3 separate regions of the Mus musculus genome follow, and regions 1 and 2 are each linked to region 3. Evidence: chromatin contacts called from ENCODE Hi-C or POLR2A ChIA-PET data. All regions are on one chromosome and are shown on one strand. The core of a region is the stretch at or near the end of the contact, and the rest is flanking DNA. Distances in the headings are between cores, read along the strand shown.

What was found. Hi-C counts contacts between places; a loop is a spot of excess contacts on that map. ChIA-PET counts read pairs that join two places held with the same protein, here RNA polymerase II (POLR2A).
Region 1: a map of heart shows a loop between it and region 3 (2.6-fold over the local background). The contact joins the promoter of Tcf12 here to the enhancer-like site in region 3. A Hi-C loop is called at or near these places in 1 of 37 maps with a recorded cell type or tissue (heart). POLR2A ChIA-PET finds 5 or more read pairs at or near these places in 4 of 5 experiments (Patski and embryonic stem cell).
Region 2: a loop to region 3 is called in a map of heart, with 2.8 times the contacts of the local background. The contact joins two enhancer-like sites. A Hi-C loop is called at or near these places in 7 of 37 maps with a recorded cell type or tissue (adrenal gland, gastrocnemius, heart and 1 more). POLR2A ChIA-PET finds 5 or more read pairs at or near these places in 2 of 5 experiments (Patski and embryonic stem cell).

The regions. Positions count from the first base shown.
Region 1 is chr9:72,110,049-72,113,609 of GRCm38, reverse strand. Tcf12 (transcription factor 12) reads left to right here and starts at 1,791. Exons shown (of 21, transcript NM_011544.3): 1 at 1,791-2,034; 2 at 2,776-2,872. The coding sequence starts at 2,798.
Region 2 is chr9:72,131,131-72,134,421 of GRCm38, reverse strand. No RefSeq gene overlaps it. Among named protein-coding and RNA genes, the nearest start is that of Tcf12, 21 kb to the right of the region's middle. Within about 2 kb of position 1,346, at least 1 of the 3 ENCODE cell types and tissues checked has a DNase peak (open chromatin) inside an H3K27ac peak, as active enhancers do; it is heart, where a contact is called at or near this core.
Region 3 is chr9:72,167,630-72,171,368 of GRCm38, reverse strand. No RefSeq gene overlaps it. Among named protein-coding and RNA genes, the nearest start is that of Tcf12, 58 kb to the right of the region's middle. Within about 2 kb of position 1,353, at least 1 of the 3 ENCODE cell types and tissues checked has a DNase peak (open chromatin) inside an H3K27ac peak, as active enhancers do; it is heart, where a contact is called at or near this core.

The DNA of each region.
Region 1 (3,561 bases), core at 542-3,041, 58 kb after region 3:
AAAAGACACACAACTTTTATATTTATAATGACCCTTTAATGTACTAGATCTGGTCAGATATCTACCTTCTAAGCTATTATGTCTACTTCCCTATCAATAACCCCGAGTTGTAACTTGCCACATTTCATCTGGCTGTCCTTAACTCCAAGTGGCCAGCTCTCATGGCCATGTTTTCATGATTCACCTACCCCATGGTGTGCTCTCTTCTCTCTACCTACTACCCTCTCCTCCTGGTTCCTGACTGGGAACCCCAAGCCCAAGAACCAAAACTCTGCCTATCTCTCTTCTGCTCATAGGCAGTGGGTATCTTTATTCACCAATCAGGGATAACTTGGGGACAAGGTTACCTAAGTGCAGATTCTCTCATCCCTGGGGGCAACCAGGCCAGTAGTTAGTATTACAATGCATAGCAGAAGACCAAACCTCAGCATCTTCCCTAGAGATTGTACCACAGAAATATGGCTTTACCAGTTACCTAATCAAATTTCCTGGTTGTTCTGTGACTGCTTTTTGCCTCACTTTTGTATACACCAAATTACGGATAACCAAACCCTGTTCATTTAATCAATGATGCTAGACTTGGCTCAGAACTGTTTGATTTATATTGGAAACATCATCAAAGATCAGATCTCTCCTTGCGAAGACTTTCTTCTTGTCTGTTTGATTTACTCTGGCTAGATCTTGAGTTTGGAAGATGACATTCATTTTTTTTTTTTATAGCATTTGCAAAAATGTTCTCAAAGACTTCAGCAAATTGCCTATTTGTATGTGGGTTAACCATCCGCTAGTCTTAGTTGGAAACGGGATCGTTATCATTTTTTAGGTGAAATCATGCTACTTTGTTTAGGATGGAGACACACTCCACAAGTTGCCAAAGCATGTATGTACCTAAGTGGGACTGGCTTTGGGGGTGAGTAGGCTACCATTAGTTCTGGAATGGTCTATACGGAGGTCCCACATATAAACCTTAATTTGCTTCTCTGGTTGGACAGCTCTGGTTGCAGTAAGTACAGCAATGGCACATTTAACTATCTTCTTTATATGAACTTCTGAGGCCAACGGCTCCTTCTTACAGTCAGGATACTCAAGAGTTGGCCACTGTCTTCAATTCGTTTCTTTGGATGCTTGTCTCGAGTGTTTCTTCTGCTTGGGCCTGGCTGGTCTTCTCTGTGCTCGCAGACCTCAACACAATCACCTTAGCTTCCCCTCAAGTAAACCTTAACTTCCAAGGCCGAATTTTTCCCCTTTTTCTTTGGGGCTTCTTCAGGCCAAGTTCGGAACTTGCTCATCAAGACTTAACTTCCTGGGGCTGTCTCTCTGGTTACAGCAAAGGCCAGGCGCAATCCTTTCCCAGAACTTGGTGTTGCAGCGCGGGGCTCAGGTGGGACGGCACGCTCAGGTGAGCAAGCTGATGAGCGCGGCGTGAGGGGCTTTGCGCTTTTCCCACAGAGTCCGCCCACCACAGCTGCGGCTCCACAGCCGGCCTCGCCTCCCGCGTCCGGCGTGGCTGAGCTCCGGAATGGCTGCGGGTGGCAGATCCAGATGCTGCCCAGCTGCGTCCCCGTCGCGGCACTTCGGGGCGCAGTGAGCTTGAGGAGACGGCCGCCGCCCGCCGTGGGCTTTGTCCGTCCGCCGCTCCGCCCCGCCCCGTGCCTCCCCGCCCCCTCCGCGGTCCCACTTCCTCGGCGCGGGAGGCGGGAGCGCGCCGGGCAGCGAGGGGTTAAGCCGACGCGCTTGAGGCGCGGAGGGATCCGGAGGCGAGCGGAGCTCGGTGCTGAGGCCGCCTCAGCGGAAAAAAAAAAAAATGTCCGCCTGAGGAGACCCACAAGTTCTATCGGGGGGACAGCCAGCCCGCCCGGGGAGCCACGGGCGGCTAAGCCCGAGAGCCGCCCGAGTCGCGCCGACTCAAGCACTCGCGGGGGCCCGAGGCAACGCAGCCGCCGGCGGCGCGTGGGGAGGGGGAAAGCCTGAGCCCGCGCTCCCGGCCAAAGTGAACTTTAATCGGGAAGGTTGGATGCGGAGCCCGGGCGGCAGGTAACCGCGGGCGGCGGGCGGGACGTGCGGAACTCAGGTCCCTTTGTACGGCGCGGAGCCCGGGGCCGCGTCCAAGTTGCGGCGCGCGGCGGGGCGGAGGCGCGAGCTGCGGGGTCCAGGCCCGGGCAGCGGCGCTCGGCCTGCGCGGCGCTCGGGGCTCGGCGCTCGGGGCCGGGGAGCCGCCGAGCCCGCCTCATTGTTCCGCGAGTCCGGGGCAGGGCGGCCCAAGTGGGAGGTGGAGGCCGGGCGGGAGTTTGCGGGGCGCGGACGCGCGTGGGGCGCTCTCAACCAAGCCGGGGACCCCCGCTGGGGACGTCCGGGCCGCAGACGCGGGCCTGCGAGCGGCGCGCTCCCCGCAACTTGTCAGCTCTATTGTTGCTGAGCGAGTGAGTCACTTGGTCTCCGGGTCGCCGCCGCTTTCTCGCTCCCTCGCTGGGCGCGGGCTCGCTCCGTACTCCTCCCCGGGGGCACCCCGAAGCCGAGCCACCTTGGAAACTTGCGGGAGCCACGGAGCCACGCGTGGGCTCCCGTGTCGGAGCGGCTTCCGTCACTGTCCTTCGGGTATGCGTGGGGATCTGGCGTGTCGCTCGGCGCCCCCCACCCCGAGCGCTGCCTCTCTCTCTCTCTCTCTCTCTCTCTCTCTCTCTCTCTCTCTCTCTCTCTCTCTCTCTCTCTCCCTCTCTCTCCTTCTCACGTCGAGCGTCCGGGTGTCCGCGGCTCAGCCTGTCTTCTCTGCCTTAGGACCTGCTAGAAGTGGCTGAAGATGAATCCCCAGCAGCAGCGCATGGCCGCGATAGGGACCGACAAGGAGCTGAGCGACCTGCTGGACTTCAGTGCGGTATGAGAGCTTTCCTCCGCATCTTGGGGTTCTGCTGAGGTTTCCCGAGATCGGGAGCAAGAGAGAAAAGGGGGGAAAGCGACATGGCAGCGGGCAACTCCATCTGCTTTTCAGCGCTAGTTCTCAGGGCTGGAGTCCAGCTCCCCCAAGTTGGACACCTGAACTTTGATGTAATGTCTAGACTTGCAGATTTCAAACTTTAATGCCAGAGGGGTCATTTGATTTAACTAGTTAAAAGAAGAACAATGTAATCATGAGCTCTGGTTGAGTCACTCCCTTCTGATAATTATTAGAGATTTTAGACTTTATATGAAAGAAAAAAAATATTTTTTTTCCTGAAGACTTCTCAGCATTTCCCTCCCCACGACTTCATTTAGCCTGTGGTACCTGAGAGATGCCAGCTTCAAAAAAGCCAACCCCAGCGCTAGAATTCCCAGCCTTGTGAGCTGACTGCTTTAAGTATACATATGCCGTCTGCATATGTAATATGGAAAATGATTTAAAAATAAAAGGTGAAGCTATAGAGCCCATTGCCCTTATTTCTTACTAATGGATTGAATTTCAACGTTAACTGCTCCTAGAAGGCAGGGCCAATACCTGCTGTATTAGAACTGTTATTATCTTTCCTGTATGTGGTAATTTCATCGGACATGATTCTGATTGCAAGTGCTTATTAAGTAATGTTAATG
Region 2 (3,291 bases), core at 97-2,596, 37 kb after region 3:
CTCTTCCTGGTCTCCCTCTGAAATCCCCCTCCCCTTATTCCCTCCTTTATTATAATTCTTATAAAAACCACACAGTACTTACTAGATAACTCTACCTATAGTTTCTATGTGTACATTAGATTGAACGGAGAAGATGAGACGATAGGCAGATGGTCAAGTGGCTTTCTCTCATAGAATTTTCCCTTTAGTGCCTTTCAACGGTATCATTTTCCCACACCCCCTAAAAACTAAACCTTCTATATTTTCAGTTGGTTCTTTTAGTTTATTTTTATAACACTCCTTGAGACAGGGAGAGTAGCAGGATAGTTTTATTTAACTTGCCAAGAAGCAAGACACAAAGAGATGATCTGACTTGGCCACCATCCCAGAGGGCATCTATGGCAGAGCCAGGATGGTCTTTTAGTCCTCGGGGCTCTTGGGCTTTTGTTCTGATGTCTCTGCATATAATTGTTTTGATAGCAATTTCTCTGCTTCTCTCTCACTAGCCTAATCACGTGTGTCAATCATATTCAAGAACATCAAGGGCCTAAGGGTCAGCCACAGTCTCAAGAGAAACAGAATCAAAAGGAGAAAATAAGGCATTTTCTTTTTCAAATGTGTTTGTCAGTCGTGGACTCATAATCTGACAGGGTATGCAGGAGGAAGTTGAGGACCTCCGCCCTAGGCTGTAGCTAGAATAGGCTCTATTAGGCTTTCTGTCTACAGCTTAAACCAAGTGAGCAAGAACCCTCAAGGGGATCAATGGGTTCTCCACCCAGCCCCTGAAGAACCAGGAAGGAAGTCCTCTTTTCCTTCCTCTTCATAGATTCACCCCTGTAGCGTCCCTGTACAGTCTCGGGATGTACAAGTGTGGTGGAGAGCACGTGCAAACCTCCTACCCTTGGCCATCTTGCTCCACTTCACTTTCACTTTACAGAGCTGAATCCTGGGGCCCAGGAGCGCTGCGCCCAGGAAAAGGCCACTGGACACAAGGCGACCTCCGTGCTCGGACCCCGGAGTGCGCGTGCGCGCGGGCCTCGAGCCGCGCCCGCGCGGGGAAGCCCCGGGGCTAATCTCCTGCCACTCATCCTTGGGGACGCTGGCGCCCGGGCCACAGCGCCTGGAGCCTCGCGCCGGGGCCCAGCTGGGCCGCACGCGGAAGGACAAATAGTCCCGACGGCTGCTGCTCCGCGCGCCCCTCCGAGACCGCGCTCGCCCCGCCCGAGCAGCCCGGCCTCGGCCTCGGGCGGCGGGAAGTGGGCGGCCGCTCGACCCCCCGCTCCTCCCTCTGGGGCCTGGCGGGTGTACGAAGCTCCTCAGGGAAAAGTAATTGGATTCCGGGCTCAGCGCTGCCGGGAACGGCGGAAAGCCGCAGCTGAGGCTGCAGCGCGTGGGCGGAGGAGGGCGCGGCGGGGGAGGGAAGGGTGCAGACGCCGCTGGGCTCTCCCGCGCCCCGGCGACCTGGCCGGGGCAGGCTGCGGCGGAAAGCCGGCGGCCGCGGGGAAGGGCAAGCACGCTTGCCCCAGGGGCCCCCGAGTGCGACGTCCTCACGCCTTTCCCAGGCTCCACCTAGTCTGTGGAGCACACCTGGCTGATGACACCCGCCCAAAGAAACGTTTGGGAAAGCTGAAGTCTGTCAGCATCCCCCAGGGTTTCCCTCCAAGCTCTGATGTGCAGCTGAGGTGGAAGAAGAGCCTTTCTTTCATCCAGTATGCAAGTGGAGAATTCCTCTCCTTCACGAATGTCACAGGGAACACAGTAGGAAAGTACCTCAAGTCTTTCCTTTGGTGACAGACTCCCCCAAAGTTCCCTTTCCCCTGAGAAGATGGATCACAAGTGGGAGCCTTAAAGAGGGTTTATTGTTTTCTGCTTCTCCCCTCCTGAAATGGTAGGAAAGTTCCAGAACTTGTAAATGACTAACTTTGCAGCTCTTTTGTGGTATATGGGTTTTTTTTTTCTTTTTCTTTTTCTTTTAATTCCCTTTACTACATCTCACACAACTCACTAGGCTTTTATAGAGGAATTTCTCATGTACCAGGCTCTATTCTGCTTACCAGGGACATAACAGTGAATAAGCCCAAACGCTCTGGGCTCTTGGACTTTGTTACAGGCGATGAGACAGACACACCGTTGAGTGTCGTGTGATGTTAAGTGCTATGAAACAAACAATACTGCAGGGCAAAGGAGGCTACAGGTAGAAGACATGTGCAGTGTTAGCTTAGACGAGTTGATTTAGAGAGAGATTTCTGAGGAAGTGTGCTTACAGCAGGTCTGAATGAAAGAAATTAGACAAGCAAAACATACCTAGACAGGTAACTTCCCGGATTGAGGAAGGACAAATCCAAAGGCTCTGAAGCCCGGAAAAGTCGAGTGAACACTTAGCAAGTAGTGAGGAGGCCGACATGATCGCTGCTCTGAGCACCTACAGTTGGAAATGAGGGTAGAGGCTCAGGGCCATAGAGATCAATGGTATTAAGGGCCTCAGGTTGCTTTTAGATTTTGAAAATTTTTATGTATATAAGTGTTTTGCCTGAGCCGGGCAGTGGTGGTGCACACCTTTAATTCCAGCACTTGGGAGGCAGAGGCTGGCAGATTTCTGAGTTCTAGGCCAGCCTGGTCTACAGAGTGAGTTCCAGGACAGCCAGGGCTACACAGAGAAACCCTGTCTCGAAAAACCAAAAAAAAAAAAAAAAGTATTTTGCCTGAAGGCAATGTATATATGTACATGCAGAGGTCAGAAGAGAGTGTTGAAGCCCCTCAAACTCGAGTTATAGATAGTTGATTGAGTCACTATATAGGTCCTGGAAGCTGAACCTAGGTCCTCTGCAAAAGCAACGAGTACTCCCTACCCCGACCCCTGCTTTTAATGTGAAACTTTTGGAGAGTTTTATGCTCTGAGTTTCCAATCTCTCTCCTTCTCCATCAGACACTAGGATTGCCTTGGCTGGTCTGAAACTCTGCATATCAGGCTGGCCTTGAACTCACAGAGACCCCCCTGCTCCTGCCTCCTGAGCACCGGGATTAAGGTGTGTGCCCCCATGCCTAGCTGTTGTGGTTGTTTACCTCAACTTTAGTTCATCACCATTCTAACATATCCTACCTTCTCCGTGATTGCAACAGGTCAAAAACTAATCTTGCTGTCTTTGTAAAATTTATATAACTCCTTTCTCAATAATACCAGCTCGATCTATGCCACCCACACTAAAATGTTTGTCATTGTCAACGCACTATTTCTTCTTCCTTATTTTACCTGGCCTGTTGTTAGGACCTTTAGTGTATCACCAGAAGTACCTCATATCAAATTCCTTCGTG
Region 3 (3,739 bases), core at 104-2,603:
ACAAAATAAGCATGTTTTCTTTCATGTGTGAAGTCTACAGTAGAGGTTATGGGTAAAAGGTAGGTAGGATAAGAAGGGGCAATTCAGGGAACTGACCCCAGACCCCGAAACTTCTAGGGGAAAACAGGAGAAATAGTTGCATAGACCAGGGCTTTCTGTGAAGGATTCTGAAGGCACAAAAGGGATGCTGCTTGTTTCTCATACGTGGAGGTTAGATTTGACTACACATGCATGCACACACACACATGCACACACACACACACACACACACACACAAACTCATGTATATAGGCACACACACAGACACACACACCACAAACTCATGCATACAGGCACACACACACACACACACACACGCACGCACGCACGCACGCACTTGCCCCATATATTTTTAAGACGTGAAAGCACAGGGGGCCGAGAGGATGAGGATCACAGCATGGAAGGCAGGAGGGGCTGGGGAGTAAATGTAACTGTGATCAAGATGCATTGCTGTATATGAAAATGTCAGGATAAAATGCCATTATATTGTATACTAAAATAATTAAAGAATAAAAAAATTCAATTTCCAGAAATACTACTCAAAATATTTCAAGGAATATGAACATGTCAAAAAAAAAAAAAAAAAAAAAAACAAGACACAGGGAAACGTTACACAGAGCATCAGTCTTAAAAATCTTATTGAAGAGAAGTTTGAGATAGAAAAATGTCCTGACACAGAATATAAAACAAGACTACAGGGACTTAGAATGTAGCATACACGAGCCTTAAGCTTGCAATGTATCTCAGGTTGACTTCAAACACACAATTCTCCTTCTTCAGCCTCCCAAGTGCTGGGATTAAAGGTGTATACCGCCATGAGTACCCGTAGCCCCCCACCCCCACCCCCACCCCCACCCCCACCGGAGGGGGATTGGACTAGGGCTGTGTGCATGGCGGTTTGTACCTTCCCTTCCAGCTGTACTTTGAGCCCCTCCTGGTACTCGTACTCCGTATGTGGCATCCCTTTGTTTCAGCATAAAGCACTTCTATTGGGACAGTTTTCTAGGAATTAACTCTCAGGTTTGTTTGCTTATCTGTAAACTTCGTTATTGTAGGATGTTTTCCTGCTTAAAGGATTTTGGTCGATGTGAGGGAAAAAGAAAAGATTCAATGAGGAAAAAGACAGGAAGGGGGAAGAGAGGATAAAATATTTCTTTTCGGCCTTGCAGTCGAGCTAGGTGCTGCGGTGCTTCCTCTGTGCCTAGTCCGGCTGTTTACAACCCCGCCTTAGATATTACTTCCTGTTTGCATCCTGCCTGGAGGTCAGCCAGCAGTGTGCGGACTCGCCTCAGATCTTTGCTTGCGTGTGTCCTATTATCACAGGAGAACACTGTCCCCTGTGCAGGTCCCTAGTCTCATAAATAAAATAATTTAAAACAGACTCAGAAGGAAACTTGAGGACACTTTTATTGGAGTTTGAGAGCAAGACATCATGTGACGGGTGGGTCAGGCAGGCTGGAGGTCTCAGGCTGCTGCACAAAGGGAGCGTGGCTAGATGCGAAGAGAGAGTTGTCCTTTCTAAGCAGGGGGAAAGTAAGCAGGGGCTTCAAGGAGTCTGGTAGCAGCTGCATGGGGTTGGGGGTGGGAGTGGGGAGGCGGGGAAGAGAGAAAGAGAGACAGACACAAACAGAGAGAGAAAGGGGGGAGGGGGGACAGAGATAAGGACAGAGGATTAAGATTTTAGGCAGTGTACAAAAGAGGGAGACAGAGGAGGAAAAAAAACAAACAAACAGGTTATATTATACTTTTCTGGGTGGTGAGCCGGCTTAGCAGAGAGGGTCTACCCCAACTACAAGGGATGGGCTTCTAGATTCCATAAGCACACAGCTCAACATCTCACTGTGGGTCGCTACTTCCTATCCTCAGATGTACCCTGGTTATTTTCACCTTCTGGCTTCAGGCTGTACCCCTGAGGTTGTAAAACAGGATTTTCTCCTTATCGCAAGAGGTCTTGTGCTTGCCTGGGCAAGGGAGGCGCCTGCTGTCTTCATAGAAGGGCGCTCTCAACCTCTGCTGCCATTTGCAAAGGGGCTAGAGCCCATCAACCATGATATTTCAGTTCTAGGGAGGAGCAGCTTTGGAATGTCCCTCTTCCTTAAAATTTGTGTCGTACCAAGACATGGAGTCTAATGCTGACAGAAGGGTCCACCCTCAATGAGCTTCAAGCTTGCTCATTTCTTTTTTTTTTTTAAACCTTTTTTTTTTAAGATTTATTTATTTATTATATGTAAGTACACTGTAGCTGTCTTTAGACACACCAGAAGAGGGCGTCAGATCTCGTTACGGATGGTTGTGAGCCACCATGTGGTTGCTGGGATTTGAACTCCGGACCTTTGGAAGAACAGTCAGGTGCTCTTACCCACTGAGCCATCTCACCAGCCCCAAGCTTGCTCATTTCTAACAAGCTACCTAATGTCCTCTGTCTGTATGATACATGTGGCTTTCTAAGTTCCTGAAGGTTTTGTGTGTGTGTGTGTGTGTATGTGTGTGTGTGTATGTGTGTATGTGTCTTTTCCTGGTTTTCAGTGTGTCTGTCTTTATTTTTTTTTTTGTCTCGGTTGAAATCTTTAGATGCTCATAGCAGTAAGATGTGTCTGATCTTACTCTGTTTTCAGAAAAGCCCCCTGTGCAGCCACCTGCCTGACTGGGGTGAGTCTGGATCTAGGAAACAACGGCCAGCGCTTGTGTTGCCTTTCAGAGGAAGACAGATCCCATTGCTTGTGAATAAGAGCTGCTCTTTCTCCTTGGACCCAGGGTCCCACACTGAGAAAGTCACTGATATCCTCAGGCCATCAGCAAGCCAGGAAAAGGGTCAAGGGTGAGGGAGAGTCATGTGAACTTCTCTCTCTATTTTTTTCCTTCTTTGCCCTTGTGTGTGTATTTGGTGGTGTTTTTGTATGAATCTGGACCCACACATGTCACAACTTGTGGGTGGAGGTCAGAGAATAACTTTCAGGGCTCTGTACAGAGAGAGGTCATGGGAAGACAATTTTCAGGACTCTGCATGTAGGTTAGAGGAGAAATTTTGGGAGCTGGGTCTCACCTCTCACCTCGTTATGGCTGGATCTTTCTTTTGTTTCTGCTGCTGCCCAGGGGACTTCAAGCTGGCCTGTGAACTTCTGACAGTTCTGTGCCCAGTTCCTGTCTCACCATATGTATTCTGGGATGTTCACCACCACATTTGGCTTTTCATGTGAATTTGGGGGATTGAATATGGATGAACAGGCTTGCATGGCTAGCCCCTTTACCCTCAGAGCCATCTCCCCAGCCCCTAAGGTGTTTTTTTGTTTTTTCCTAATTCTGTATTTACTTGGTTGCTATAAACCTGTGACAGTTTTTCAGTTTCAAAAAATATTATTTCAGGATTTTTTTTTTCCTTAATCCAGAGGTACTTTTGTGATGGGAGAAGTCCTTGGAGCCAGGACTCAAGCACGTAGAGTTTGCCAGCCCCATCTAATCAGCAGGCCATGGGTCCCAAAAAGAGATTTTGGAGGAAAACAAGGTGGGGACTGGAGAGATGGCCCAGCAGTTAACAGTACTTGCTGCCTTTTGAAAGGATCCAATTTAGGTTCCACATCAGGAGCTCACAGTAGCCTGGAGCTCTAGTTCCAGGGGATCCCATGCCCTATGACCTCCACAGGAGCCTTCTCACATATGACATTCACACACACACACCCCATAATAATAGTAATGATATAAT